Regions from separate parts of the Homo sapiens genome. Here region 1 is linked to region 2. A link is a contact called in ENCODE Hi-C or POLR2A ChIA-PET data. All regions are on one chromosome and are shown on one strand. Each heading gives the region's core, a stretch centred on a gene start or an enhancer-like site at or near the end of the contact. The rest is flanking DNA. Distances are from core to core; before and after follow the strand shown.

Region 1 (6,745 bases), core at 1,455-3,954, 65 kb after region 2:
CATTTATCCCAGAGAAACAAAAACTTATATTCACACAACACCTACACACGAATATTTATAGCAGCCTTATTAGTAATAGCTGAAATCTGGAAACAGCCCAAGTGTCCTTCAATGAGTGAATAAACTGCAGTATGTGTGGTATAGTGCAAAATACTACTCAGTATTTTTTTAAATGAATGATTGATACAAGCAACAACTTGGATGACTCTCCAGAGATTATGCTAAATTAAAAAGCCAATCCCAAAAGATTACCTACTGTATGATTCCATTTAATAACATTCCCCAACTGACAAAATTATAGAAGTGGAAACCAGATTAGTCGTTGCCAGGCACTATGGAAGGTGGAGGGAGGCAGTGAGAGGTGAGCATGACAGGAGAACACAGGGATGCTCGTAGGGATGGACTATTCCATATCTCGACTGTGGTGGTGGATACACAGACCTACATATATGATAAAATTGCATAAAACCTTCAGAGGTATTTAAACCAGAGCAACTCCATCTTGAATAGGAACTGGACAAAATGAGGATGAGACCTACTGAGCTGCATTCCCAGGAGGTTAAGGTGTTCTTAGTCGCAAGGTGAGATAGGAGGTCAGCACAAGATAAGGTCATAAAAACCTTGCTGATAAAACAGGTTGCAGTCAAGAAGCCGGCTAAAACCCACCAAAGGCAAGATGGCAATGACAGTGACCTCTGGTCATCCTCATTGCTACACTCCCATCCGTGCCAGGACAGTTTACAAATGCCATGGCAACATCAGAAAGTTACCCTCCATGGTCTAAAAAGGGCAGGCATGAAAAATCCACCCCTTATTTAGCATATAATCAAGATAATACCATAAAAATGTGCAACCAGCAGCCCACGGGGCTGCTCTGCCTATGGAGTAGCCATTCTTTTATTCCCTTACTTTTTTAATAAACTTGCTTTCACTTTATGGACTTGCCCTGAATTCTTGCAAAATTCAAGAACCCTCTTTTGGGGTCTGGATCAGGACCTCTTTCTGGTAACAGAACTACACACAGGCACACATACACAAACAAGTACATGTAAAATAAAACAGAAAAAAAAACTGAATAAGAGGAGTGGATTGTATCAATGCCAACATTTTCCTTCATTATTGCTTTTGTTAAAAAAAAAACCTTAATTTTGTTGATCTTCTCTATTTTTTTTATTAGTTTCCCTAGCTGTGATATTGTACTATAGTTTTGTCAAGATGTTACCACTGGGAAAAACTGGGTAAACAATACAGAGGATCTCTCTATCTCTATTATTTCTTACAACTGCATGTTGTTGACAAAAGAGCCAAAGTCTGTAAAATACTTAAAGGGATTTATCAGAGACTTTATGAATGATCATGGTCTGGGGTACAGTCTCAAGAGGTCCTGAGAAAGTGCACCAGAGATGGTGAGGTATAGCTTGAGTTTGTTGTTGTTGTTGTTTTTGTTTTTTGAGATGGAGTTTTGCTCGTCACCCAGGCTGGGGTGCAATGGTGTGATCTCGGCTCACTGCAACCTCTGCCTCCCGGGTTCAGGCAATTCTCCTGCCTCAGCCTCCTGAGTAGCTGAGATTACAGGCACGCACCACCATGCCTGGCTAATTTTATATTTTTAGTAGAGACGAGTGTCGCCATGTTGGCCAGGCTGGTCTCGAACTCCTGATTGATCCACCCGCCTCGGCCTATATATTTCAGAGACAAGGGTCCAGGTCATAGGTGGATTCAAAGATTTTCTGATTGGCAAATGGTTGAAAAGTTAAACTTTGCCGAAAGAGGTAAAGTCAGCATAAAGAAACACTTGAAGTTAAGACGAGGGGCATTGTGGGAGCTGAGATGTACATGAAGCTGTCATGTAGATGAAGCCTCTTAAGTGGCAAGCTTCAGAGAGAGTACATGGTAAATGTTTCCTTTCAGACCTGAAAAGGTATCAGATTCTTCATTAAATCTCTCCTAGATCTAGGAAATACTAGAAAGGAAAGGAAATTCTCTACAGAGGCAAATTTCCCCACAACACACGGCTTTGCTGGACCATTTCAAAATATGTCAAAGAAATATATTTTGGGGTGAAATACTTTAATTTCCTTTAGGGCCTGTTATCTGTATGTGAGGCTATACCAGAGTCAGGTTGGAATTTGGTACCTTATTGCCAAAGAGTCTGTTTTGTCAGTCTTATGGTCTCTATTTTAATATTAATGCTGGTCAACTGTGCCTAGGCTTCAAAAGTGAGGGGGTATAATGAGGGTGTCTAATCTCTCCCTTCCCATTATGGCCTGAAATTTAGTTTTTCAGGTTTCCCTTGGCCCAGAAAGTGTCTATTTGGTTGGTTGAGGAGCTTAGGATTTTATTTTTGTTTACAATGTGAATCTGTTAGCACTAGGGAACATACCCAAGTCACACAGCACCAAAGTATGTTAGCAGCAGCACGTATGGGTCTGCAGCAACCTCAATTCTTGCCTCCTTAGAAGAAAGAATTTGGCGAAGGTGCACAAGGCAGAGTGAGAGACTGGGGCAAGTTTTAGAGCAGGAGTAAATGTTTATTTAAAAGTTTTGGAGCAGGAACGAAAGTAAAGCACACTCGGAAGAGGGCCAAGAGGCAACTTGAGAGATTCAAGGGTATGGTTTGACCTTTGATTTGGGTCTTAGATGTTGGCATGCTTCCAGGGTTGCATTACCTCTCCCCTAATTCTTCCCTTGGGGTGGGCTGTCCACATGTGCAGTGACCTGCCAGCACGTGGAAGGGGCTGCATGTGCAGTGTGTTTGCTGAAGTTGTACACATACTCACTTGAAGCGTTTTCCCCTTATCAGTCGAGTGTTCCTTGGGGAAGGTCATATACCAATTAAACTCTGCCATTTTGCCTCTTATTGTACATGCTTGAGCCCACTCACTCAACTCCTGAGATCTTATCAGGAAGCTGCTGATCACCAGCTTTAGGTGTTTTTCTGTTTCCTAGGAGACTGCCTTTCCCTGGCACCGGCTGTGACCAATTAGAGCAATTATTATTTTAGAGAGACAATTTACAACCACCTGACCATCACCTGATGGTCACCTGACATTCCTGGGTGATGGGGCCCTCTCCTGCCCTGCTCGTGTCTGACTACCCACTGTAACAAATCTGTAATGATCTCAAAATTTAAAAGTTTAATAATAATACACCCATGTTCATAGCAGCATTGTTCACAATAGCCAAAATGTGGAAGTCACCCTCCTCCATTGACAGGTGAATGGATAAACAAAATGTGTTACATCAATTCCATGAAATATTATTCAACCTTTCGAAGGAAGGAAATTCTGTCACATGCTACAACAGGGGTGAACCTTGACAACATTATACTAAGTGAAATAAGTCAATCACAAAAAACCAAAAACTGTGTGATTTCACTCATATGAAATGTATCTAGGGTAGTCACATTCATAGAGATGGAAAGTAGAATGGTGATTGCCAGAGGCTGCAGGAGGAGGAATGGGGATGTGCTGTTTAATGGGAACAGAGTTTTGGCTTTGCAAGATGAAAAGAGTTCTGGGGATGGATGGTGGTGTTAGCTGCACAACAATATGAATGTCCTTAATGCCACTGAATTATACACTTAAAAATTGTTAAGATGCTAAATTTTATGTTGTGTGCGTTTTACCACAATTTAAAATTTTTTTAACTTTAATAATTTTTTAAAACTAGCTTAAGCAAAGAAAAACTGGAAGTGATTCATTGGCTTAGAGGCATGAGTCTGGGTTCAGGTGTGGCTGGCCCTGGGGATTCAAATGATGTCACCGAGACCTGTCCTCTCCAATTTTTGGGGCTGCTCTCCTCTCTGTCACGTTCACCTCAGGCCAGCTCTCTCCACTTGAGGGCAAAGATTGCCAGGGGCAACTCCAGGCTCATATTGTTTACCATATACAACATCCAAGGAGAAGAGCAAAATCCTCCCCCCGCCAATAACCACACCAATCCCTGAAAAGAGCTGGGCAGGGCCAACTGAGGCCACGGGTCATCCTTGGCATGGGGAAGGTGGGAAAGTGTGATTTACCACCCTAACCTGTATTACCTGGAATGCCTTGGGAATCTATTTCAGGAAGGGAAGTCCACAGGCAGACGTCCACCACAATGAGGTTGCAAAATCTGTAACATCAAAACTATATTTTGACCTGATGGCACCACAGTGACAAGTGATTTTTCACAGAATAAGTAAATCCTGAACTACCTAGACATAAAAATAGGTGAAATCACACACACTCATAGAAATAATTCTCTAGTGATAACTAAATCACTAGAATTATATAGTATTAAAATTTTATGTTGTAAAGAAAATGAGAACTTATAATCAATGGAGATAAAGAAAATAGCTTAGAGTTAGGGACAAAAGTGTTCCGTGCTTCAATAGCATGTATTTTGGCTGTATTTGGCAGGAAGTTTCATCTCTAATGAGAGTCTCCCCTCCACTTGCTGTAGAAGGTTTCCTTGAAACAGCCTGCAGTGATCGCTGGCTAGAGGACACTGGGGATGCACAATGTGACACCATTTCTAACCTATTTCCAAGTGTAACTTAAGGTACTTATTTTTCCAAAGAAAACTTCCTTTGACCAGGACTTGTGCTAAGCAGGCATTTGCAGGACATGTACTGAATGCAGAAATTAAAGGATGAGAGGAGGCCGGGCACGGTGGCTCATGCCTGTAATCCCAGCACTTTGGGAGGCCGAGGAGGGTGGATCTCAAGGTCAAGAGATCAAGACCATCCTGGCCAACATGGTGAAACCCTATCTCTACTAAAAATACAAAAATTAGCTGGGCGTGGTGGCGTGCACCTGTAGTCCCAGCTACTGGGGAGACTGAAGCAGGAGAATCACTTGAAACTGGCAGGCAAAGGTTTCAGTGAGCCGAGATCACACCACTGCACTCCAGCCTGGTGACAGAGTGAGACTCTGTCTCAAAAAAAAAAAAAGATGAGAGGAGCAGAGGAGCAGGGCTGTGGCCTGGGCTTACTCTGAGCAGCTGGCCATGGCTCCTGCTGTAGACAGGCTCCCCCAGCAGCCTTCCCACACCTGTGTCATGCCTTCCCTGTACAGAGCGTGGAACGCTCATAAGAAGGCAAATGAGGCTGGCATGTCCAGGAAGCTACGACTGGGAGTGAGTTCAGGGTCTGCTCCCTGTGACTGTGGCCTCAAGGGCAGGGCCCGTGATGCTGCTGGGTGATTTCTCTGGCTGCACTGTTCCTGGTTGTTCCTGGTTGTAGCAGCAAGTCATGGTCCACTGTGCCTCCCAGGAACTCTGCCTACTGCCTAATACTCTGGATTTATACAGTTAGAGAAAATTTATTTGCAAAAGCCATCAGTCAAGTCACCTGAGGGTCAGGATTCATGGCTTGGTTGATTCCAAAGGCAGCAATCCAACTGACTCTCCCCACTGTGTGTACCAAGCTCTGTGTGCTGACCAGAATCACCCCTCAATCCCCTGGAGGCCCCTCAGTCCTCATTCACTTTGTCCCTCCAGGTGTGGGCCATGACTGGTGTTCTTACAGGACATGAGCATCAATCAACTCAATACCCAGCCCTAATCATGCCTTTTGCTAAAAAGCCTTATCCTACCACCAAGCCAACATTGTCGCTTCTAGCCACAGTCTCCCCTGACACTCCACACACATATCTCTTTGTGCCCATCACACTGGTCTGTGATAGTCTGCTCCCTGGTTGCATGGACTTGCACAAAGGTCAGGATCATTCCCATCACGTTGTCAACAAATGCTTCTTAATGGACTTGAATTCATTTATTATATTAGCATTCTCCAGAGAAACAGATCCAATAGGGTGTGCGTGTGTGTGTGTGTGTGTGTGTGTAGCAAAAGAGAGAGAGGGGGGGAAGATTTATTTTATAGAATTGGCTCTCACAATTGTGAACCTATAACGTGAGGTCCAAAATCTGCATGATGGGCCAGAAGGCTGGAGACCTAGGGAAGCGTTGTGCTGCCGCTTAAGTAGCAAGCCAGTCTGGAGGCAGAATTCCTCCTTCTCAGGGGCGGTTGGTGTTGTTCTCTTAAGTCCTTCAACTGATTCGGTGAGGACTGCCCACATTATGGAGAGCCACATGCTTTACACAAAGCCTGCTGATTTAAATGTTAATCTAGCTAAAAAAAAAAAAAATACCTTCACAGTGACTTCTAGACTTGTGTTTGACCACCTATCTGGGTACCATAGCCTAGTCAAAGTGACACCTAAAATTACCCACATCCATTTTATACCATCTAGATGTTCAATAAGTGATAAAGGAAGGGAGGGGAGAGGGAAGAATGGAAAAAAATTAGCTGGTTCTAAAAATGCTTTGGTAAATCACAAAAATTATTAAAATAAAAATGTAGTTTCCCTAATGCCTACTTTTGTCACAGCCCAACAGGTTCTTGTTGCCTGATTCCCTGAAATAAACAAACAATAACAACAACAAAACCACAGTTTTGTTGAGAACAGTAGGTGTTACAACAAAGAAAGAATTTAATAATGGCAGGGCCAGCTAAGCGAGGAGAACAGGGAGAAATTTCTCAAACTCGTCTCCTTGAGGATTCAGAGGCTGGGGTTTCTTAAGGGTACTTTGGTGAGCAGGAGCCTGGGGCACTGGAACAATGGATTGGCTGCGGATGAAATCACAGGAGCCTCTAAAGCTGTCTTCCTGCAGCTGAGTCATCCAGGGGAAAGGGAGGTTCTCAAGACCAGGTGGTGTCTCTTGGTTTACTAAGATGCTAAATCTGAAAAAATGTCCCAAAGAC
Region 2 (6,911 bases), core at 3,032-5,531:
ATAGCTCTGAGCAGTGGGCACCTAAAACCATTGCTTTTACATTGGGCCTCCTGATTCTTGCCCTTGGCACTTGGGTCATTTCTAAATATGGTCACTTCTTATCCTTTTGAAGTCTGTGCTGTGATGTGCTCTAAGAAGGAGCCCGTCTTTTGGGGACCACGCTGGGGCCAAAGGCAAACCCGGTGCAGCCCACACAGCATTGCTTCCTGCTCCAGCCTCGCCCCTCCAGCAGGCAGTTTCAGAGCTGAATGTCAAGGCTGTGCTTGTCTTCAGATGGCCCACTGGCTCTTTAAAAACTGAACCCCTGCCTCCTGTCCCCTGCACTGTTCATATTCCTTCCTACAGTTTCCCCACCGTGGATCTGAGGACAGAGAAGGTGGAGGACCAGGATATTGCCTTTTGAACCTGCTAAAGACCAGCAGCCTCCTTGAGTGATTGGGGTCCTACCCAGGCTTGACTTTAGGATAAGATAATTTAAAGGTGGGCAGCACCGTAATCAATACTCATTGGTATTTCTTTTAGGTCCAAATATCAAATACTTTTAAAATGGAAATTTAATGAAAATAGTCATTGTTCTTTGCTGTTGGATTTTTCTTTTCTATCAAGAGCATAGTTCCTTGTTCTTTCTTTTACGTCACCAAAAGAAAAAAGGAAATGTCAAGATACTTAGGGGAGTAAAAAGGTGCTGCCAATGAGGCCCAGCTGAAAAGAATATAAACCTCTAGGCAGAGTAAGCTGCAGCCTTTCTGTGTGCATAGCCCCATTCTGTTATTTAGCAGCAAACTCAATGATGGACCAATTAGACATGCTTTGAGCTTTGAATTCTACTGTTGCTCAGGAACTTCTTCCATGTTTAAATTTTAAGTCCTTCATTAATTCACATTCTAAGCTGTTGCTCAAATAGTTTAATGTTTCCTAGATGATCAAAATTCACCAGACTTCTGTATTTTACAGTCCCTGTTCTCAGATTAAGTTGAAATATTTTTGAATTATAATTCATATGTGCAATATCCTAATATCACCTGTAAGTAGGTATTTCTTTGAGGGGGAAAATCTATAATACAGTATATAAATTTTCCAGGAAACTAGAAAACATTTGGGGGCTTTATTTTTAATTTAGAAAAAAATTATATCAAAGAGAATAATGCATCCTTTCCCAAACCCTAAACCTTTATATTTTACTATTGGTATCTAGTCATATGATAAAGATGGCCCATTTCTATCTACCAGAAATCTTTTAAAGTAAGGATACCGGTAGAACTATTCAAAAATTCTAAATAACGCCAAATTAAGATTGTTTTCAGTTTAACAATTTTTCAATAAAATAAGTTCGAGGTTTTAAACTCAACATGGGCAATGCGGGAATTTGCACATGTGCGCCAACAGAGGGCCATGTGATAATTTGAATCAAACATGCACACACACTTTAGCATCTGGTTTTCTTTCTGCGTGATTTCAAACTTCTCCAGGACAGCAGAGGACAATGCCTGCGTTTATGTTCACATCACAGCACCATTCATGGCTGCTAATGAACAAGGAACCAAAACATGGATGGTACAGAGCCCTAATTAGTCATGCCATGCACCCCTCAACCCATCACTGCAACCCCTTAAATTTGAGGCAACACAAAGTAACCCCAAGACACAGACAAGCTCTGTGCAGATCCAGCCCTTTGACTATGAATACTACTGCTGATGCTGCCAGTAAGTCACAAACCTTACAGCAACAGATTGTCGACGCAGAGCCGTCTTATTTTCGTACATTCATCATTATTTTGCCACATTTGACCTTTCAAACTTGATGCTGGCCTTCCTTCTTTAAAAAGCAAAAGCAAAGTTCTAAGCAAAGTGATTAAAACAAAAATTTAAAGCCATAAGTTTGAGAATTCTCCCTCAATTTGAAAACTACTCTGTTTAATATGACAGGTAGAAAAAGCTTTGCCAAGGTCTATTTGTCTATTTGAAATGTAGGCTTTTTAAAACAGCAATTATGCTAACACCCCAGAAGTAAACACAACCTCAAAGCTGTCAGGGATTTTTGGTTTGGTTTGTTTTTTTCTTTTTGTTTTGGCCCCTGGTTATATAATTTAAATAAGCAAAACAAGAAGAATATTCAGTACCTCTTAAAATAAACTCAACCAAATATGCATATATTATGCTCATCTATACCCCTTTGGTAAAATATAATAATCCATAGTTTGAAGGTTAAATTAAAAAGCAGACTGAAAAGGTGAAGAAGCCCTCTTTTAACAACAATGGCCACATTCATCTGTAAGTACTTTTTATATAGTTAAAGGCAATCCACAAAGTTAAGTATTTCTGTTAATATTTTGGTTCCGAAATTACCAGACACTGCATTTTACCTGAGGATGTGTTCTATTTAATTTTTACACTGGAATCTGCAGCCAATATTTACGGAACAGACATCCTGGGGGTTTCTCAGTGTTATTGAGGACACGGTGGGGATAGAGTTTGTGTCTCATTTCTTTCTCAATACAAAGCCATGCCTTGGAGTGGCAGGATTGAAATACTGCAACTTCCATCCTTAACCCCTGTCTGCTCGGCTGTGGAGGCTGTTAAAGCTCTGAGCTGCCCAACCGGCAGAAGGAAATAACCGCGTGGCAGATTACTTGAACTGTGCTGAGCATTTTTCCTTAAATATCATAACATGCTTGCATAAGGGTGGAATTTTATTGACTACATCGTGATTTTATCATCTTTGTGTTGGAGGAAAAAACTCCTTTCCAGCCTGTGGCTCCAAGCGCAGCGCCCTAGTTCCCTTTTAGCACATTTAAATGGAAGACTACAGTCACCAGAAAAATAGTCCCAGAATTCTCATTCCGCTGCTGTAAACCAGAACCTTTCCTTAGGGAATGAAAGACAAACCCCAAGAAAACCTGGACTGGGTGAGAAAGTAAAGCCCGTCGAAGAGAAAGCAGCACAGCATTTGGCCTGCTCTGCAAGGAGCTGGGAATTCTTGCTGCGGGGGGCAACAAGATACCCACCCTCCCGCCGGGGAAGACACAGCAGGAGTAGGGCCGCCACTCCGTGCATCTCTCCTCCCGGGGGCTGCCCAGCTCTCCCCAGCGCGTTTCCTAGATACTAGGCAGGCCGGACCCCCGCTGCCCAGGGTTGGGCGCCCATGACACTGGTCAGACATCTGGTAAGCCAGGTGGCAAAGGCGTGCCAAAAAAGTGGAGCCTAGGGAAAACCGGGACGGAGCGGGCCACCCGAGTGGTAAACCTTTTCCCAATGGATGCGGGAAAAGCGCATTTGTAGTTCCCTCCTCACCGCTGTCAAGCGAGCTGATTGCTAAGGAGTGCGCATTTGCTTGCCTCTAACGTGACAGTCGCGGGAGCGCCCCGCACCCCGGGCTTCAGGGAATGAAGGAGTCTGCCCCGAACTGGCCCCAGAACCCCCAGCCCCCAGGGCGGCCCGCGCCCGCACCCACCTTGACCACGTAGGTGACTCCGGGCCCCAGCACCTGGTCGCTGGCGTGCGGCGCCCCCCGAGGGGGCCTGGGCAGCGGCTCGTCGCCGGGCCGGCCCTTCCTGGCGGCGCTCATGGCCGGGGCGCGGGGCGCCGAGGGCGCACTGCCGTCCGGGGCGGCCAGGCTGGGCGCGCTGCAGCTGCCCGAGAGCCGCGCGCCCGCCCGCTCCCGGGCGGCCGACGACAGGCCGCGGAGGCCCGAGCTGGAGAGTTTCAGGTGGGACACCTTGTGGAGCAGGTGGCCCAGGCTGCCGGGCCCATCGTCGGGCGCCTTGCGCAGCGCCTCGCCGGACACCAAGTAGGGAGCCGCCGCCGGGGTCGCGCGCGCCGCCGAAACCTTGCCTCCGCCGCCGCTCACCGACAGGCTGTGGAGAAGGTCATCGACCGATGTCACCGAGTCATTCCTGAAGCGGTTATACTTGGTGCGTGGAAGCATGCCCCTCCGTGGGCTCGCTGCATCCGCCCGGGCGCTGCTGGTGCCGGCCCCGGCGCGGGCTGCCGCGCATAGCAGGCGAGCCACTGTCCCCGGAGCGGGACGGAGAGTGGGGGCCCCGGGACAGCCTTCTGGAGAACGAGAGCAGAGCAAGAGGATGGTGCCCTCCCACCGTTAAAAGCCAGCACAGCGGCGGCCGCGCAGCCCCGGCCCGGGAGACCGCTGCTTGGGGTTGCACGTTTGCTTTGCAAAAGTCATAGTTGCCTCTGATGGAGCGCCCAGCTGCTTGGGGCTGCTCACAGCAAAAGCATGACTCACTCTGAGAGGAGACCCTTCTCAACAAAGGCTCGGTGAGCACTGCAAATCACTTCCTGTAGCAGAAGAAAAAAAAGGAAAAAAAGAAGAAAAAAACGACATCCACCCGCTGACAGCACACTATAGCCAATCAATTCTCAAATTTCCTTTTTCTACCTTCCCAGATATTTCCTTCCAACCTTTGATTTTTCACCTTCCCATCCCCCGCAATCTGCATTTGTGCCAAAGGTAAATCCAATCCAGTTCCTTCAAATCGTCAAATGAACTTTCTGAAACCCATTATTCTGTTAGGTTTTGCTCGTCCCTGCTCAGCCCATCTGTGTGAGCCTGTAAAAGTGTCTAACAGCGATGCGTTAAAATGTGACGAAGGCTTTTTAAGAATCAGATCTTCAGCGAATCCTGATGAATCTTGACTTGGAAGGCAGCAGGAATTTTTAAATAGAAAAAAACAAAAAGGATATTCACCCCCAGGTGACTGTAAAATACCAATTTCCTGGGTTTTGCTTTTTCTTTTCAAATTAACAGAGCAGCGATGACAAGTGTCTTTGTGGCAATGCAGTTCCTCAAAAAAAAAAAAAAAAAAAAATCTGCATATGAACTTCTGCACAGTGCCAATCAAGGGGTCTTCCCTGCTCATTTACAGCAGTCTTTCTCAGCCAGGGTTAAGTTGAATATCCACTTCCAAAAAAGAAGAGTGCTTCTTTCACGAGTGGCAACAGGCTCCAGAAATCCATTCCAAAAAAGGGGCTGCATTTGAAGCTTTAATCCTACTGAATGTGTTTAAGCTCTGGAAAAACGCCTAAGAAATGCTACAAATACATTTCAATGTTCCTTCAGTTGCTGCTTGCAACCCTGCAGTCAGGAAGGAAAAAATGCAGCTGTTCTTATTGCACATCAAATCCACAAGGAGGAAAATATGCCTTCTTTTCAGGAGTCAGGCTCGGGCTTGCAAGTAAAATGCACAGGCCTTCTTCCTCTCAGTTAGGAGAGCAAGGCTTTCGCTGTCCCCAGAGGTCTGCCCGAGACTGAAGCCCTCTGACTCTTGACCTCAGTGGGCTCTGCCAGGCTTCCTCATGCATTAGGATCACCTGCTCCACAGTGAAACACTCACTATCAAAGTTTTCCCGCAACTTCTGAGCAAGCGAATAAATTCAGCTCTAGCACACTCTCAGGTCACCCTGAGTCCTCTCACTCCCATGACCGAACATGTGGGGCACGTGAGGTCCTGAGTCTTGAACCCTGCTCTATGGAGCAGAGTTTAATGAGCGCCACTCATGGCGGGCGAGCGGGTGAGGCCAACCCCTAGGACGCAAGAGCGCAGAGGAGCCGCGGCGTCCCCGGTACAGGAAACGCGTCCCCACGGCTCGCCTCCTGTGCCGCAGCCCTAGCAGAACAGCTACACGGCACTCATTTGTTCCCTTTCCCTAGCTTGCATAGCAACAGCAATTGCACACCCCATAGATGATTTTGATGGTTATCAGAGTCCTCCCCAGATCTGTAGCGAAACAGCCCTATCATTCCCAAAGCGAGATCTTCATTAGATGCAGACAAAAACCGCAAAATGTGAATGAAATGCTGTTTGTGTGAATGAAAAGGCTAGCGAGCGAGCCAGCGTTTCTGTGAATGAAGCAGGGCCTTGCAGCCGGTGCCAGGCAATCCCCTGGGCTCCAGCGGCCTCAGCCAATGAGCGGCCGCCCCGATGACTCATTCAACAAAGGCTTGCTCAATAGTGGAAGATTCCATTTCAATCAAAGGCGGGATCTTTTATCCAACGGCAGTGTGGGAAAAAAAAAAAGAAAAAGAAAAAAAAACACCCAGCCGGATTACAAAGATACCGGGAGGAAGAGGCCAGCTGCTATGGAGAGGAAAAGCTAGTTTTACAAGGGAATTCAAGATCCCTTGGTCAGGTCTAAGTGTGAAGAGGGTCTCTCTTGGAGGTGAGCTGTGCCCCTAAACTTTCATTCAGCCGTTCATTTACATCAAGGAGCAACCATGAATGTGCCAGTCGTTCAGCTTTTATTATGAATGTACATTGAATGCACGTTCAAAACCTAGGTTCCTAGCCCTTGATTCTTTTTTTGTAAAAGGCATGTAGGACACCTGTACACGTTCTGAGGCTCCAGGGAGGAAAAAAAATCCAAAGCTATGTACTTAACGTTTAGCCAACAGGAGACTTTTATTTCTTTTATTATGAGGCCAGTGGAGGGAAATTGGTCATTTTAAAATATAAATAGCAACATAAATTTACTATATATGAAAAGATATATAATCAAAGACAGAAATTAATATTCCAAGAACACAGTAGTACGGTAAAACCTCACTTACCTGGAAAATAGTATCAACATTTTGGAACGTAGCAGAAAGATGGAAAAAGAAAAACCCGAAGGCCTCTCAGCATCAAAAGGAGGCTGTGCAGCCCACACAGAAGCTCACACACCCTACTCATGAGAAAACCCTTTGCCCTTTCTGGGGAGCTGTTCATGTTTATTTTAGACCCTGTACCAGAAAGCCCACATATCTTCTTGATCAACATAGAGACAGATGAGAGAGGAGACCACTGGGACAGAAAATGCTAAATGTAAATGAAATTTTCTGTTGCTGGCTTGCTTGATAGCCATGGAAGGAAGCAGGAAAAAAAAACTCCATTTTAAAGTCAGCCTTGAGATTCACCAAAG

The links. A loop is a pair of places that touch in the nucleus more often than their neighbours do. ChIA-PET counts read pairs that join two places held with the same protein, here RNA polymerase II (POLR2A). Pooled maps may share reads with other maps.
Region 1: a loop to region 2 is called in a map of colonic mucosa, with 2.1 times the contacts of the local background. The contact joins the enhancer-like site here to the promoter of SHC3 in region 2. A Hi-C loop is called at or near these places in 2 of 168 maps with a recorded cell type or tissue (cardiac septum and colonic mucosa) and 3 of 50 pooled maps. POLR2A ChIA-PET finds 5 or more read pairs at or near these places in 3 of 52 experiments (H1, IMR-90 and K562).

The regions. Positions count from the first base shown.
Region 1 is chr9:89,241,012-89,247,756 of GRCh38, forward strand. No RefSeq gene overlaps it. Among named protein-coding and RNA genes, the nearest start is that of SHC3, 66 kb to the left of the region's middle. Within about 2 kb of position 2,705, at least 3 of the 41 ENCODE cell types and tissues checked have a DNase peak (open chromatin) inside an H3K27ac peak, as active enhancers do.
Region 2 is chr9:89,174,537-89,181,447 of GRCh38, forward strand. SHC3 (SHC adaptor protein 3) reads right to left here and starts at 4,282. Exons shown (of 12, transcript NM_016848.6): 1 at 3,451-4,282. The coding sequence starts at 3,924.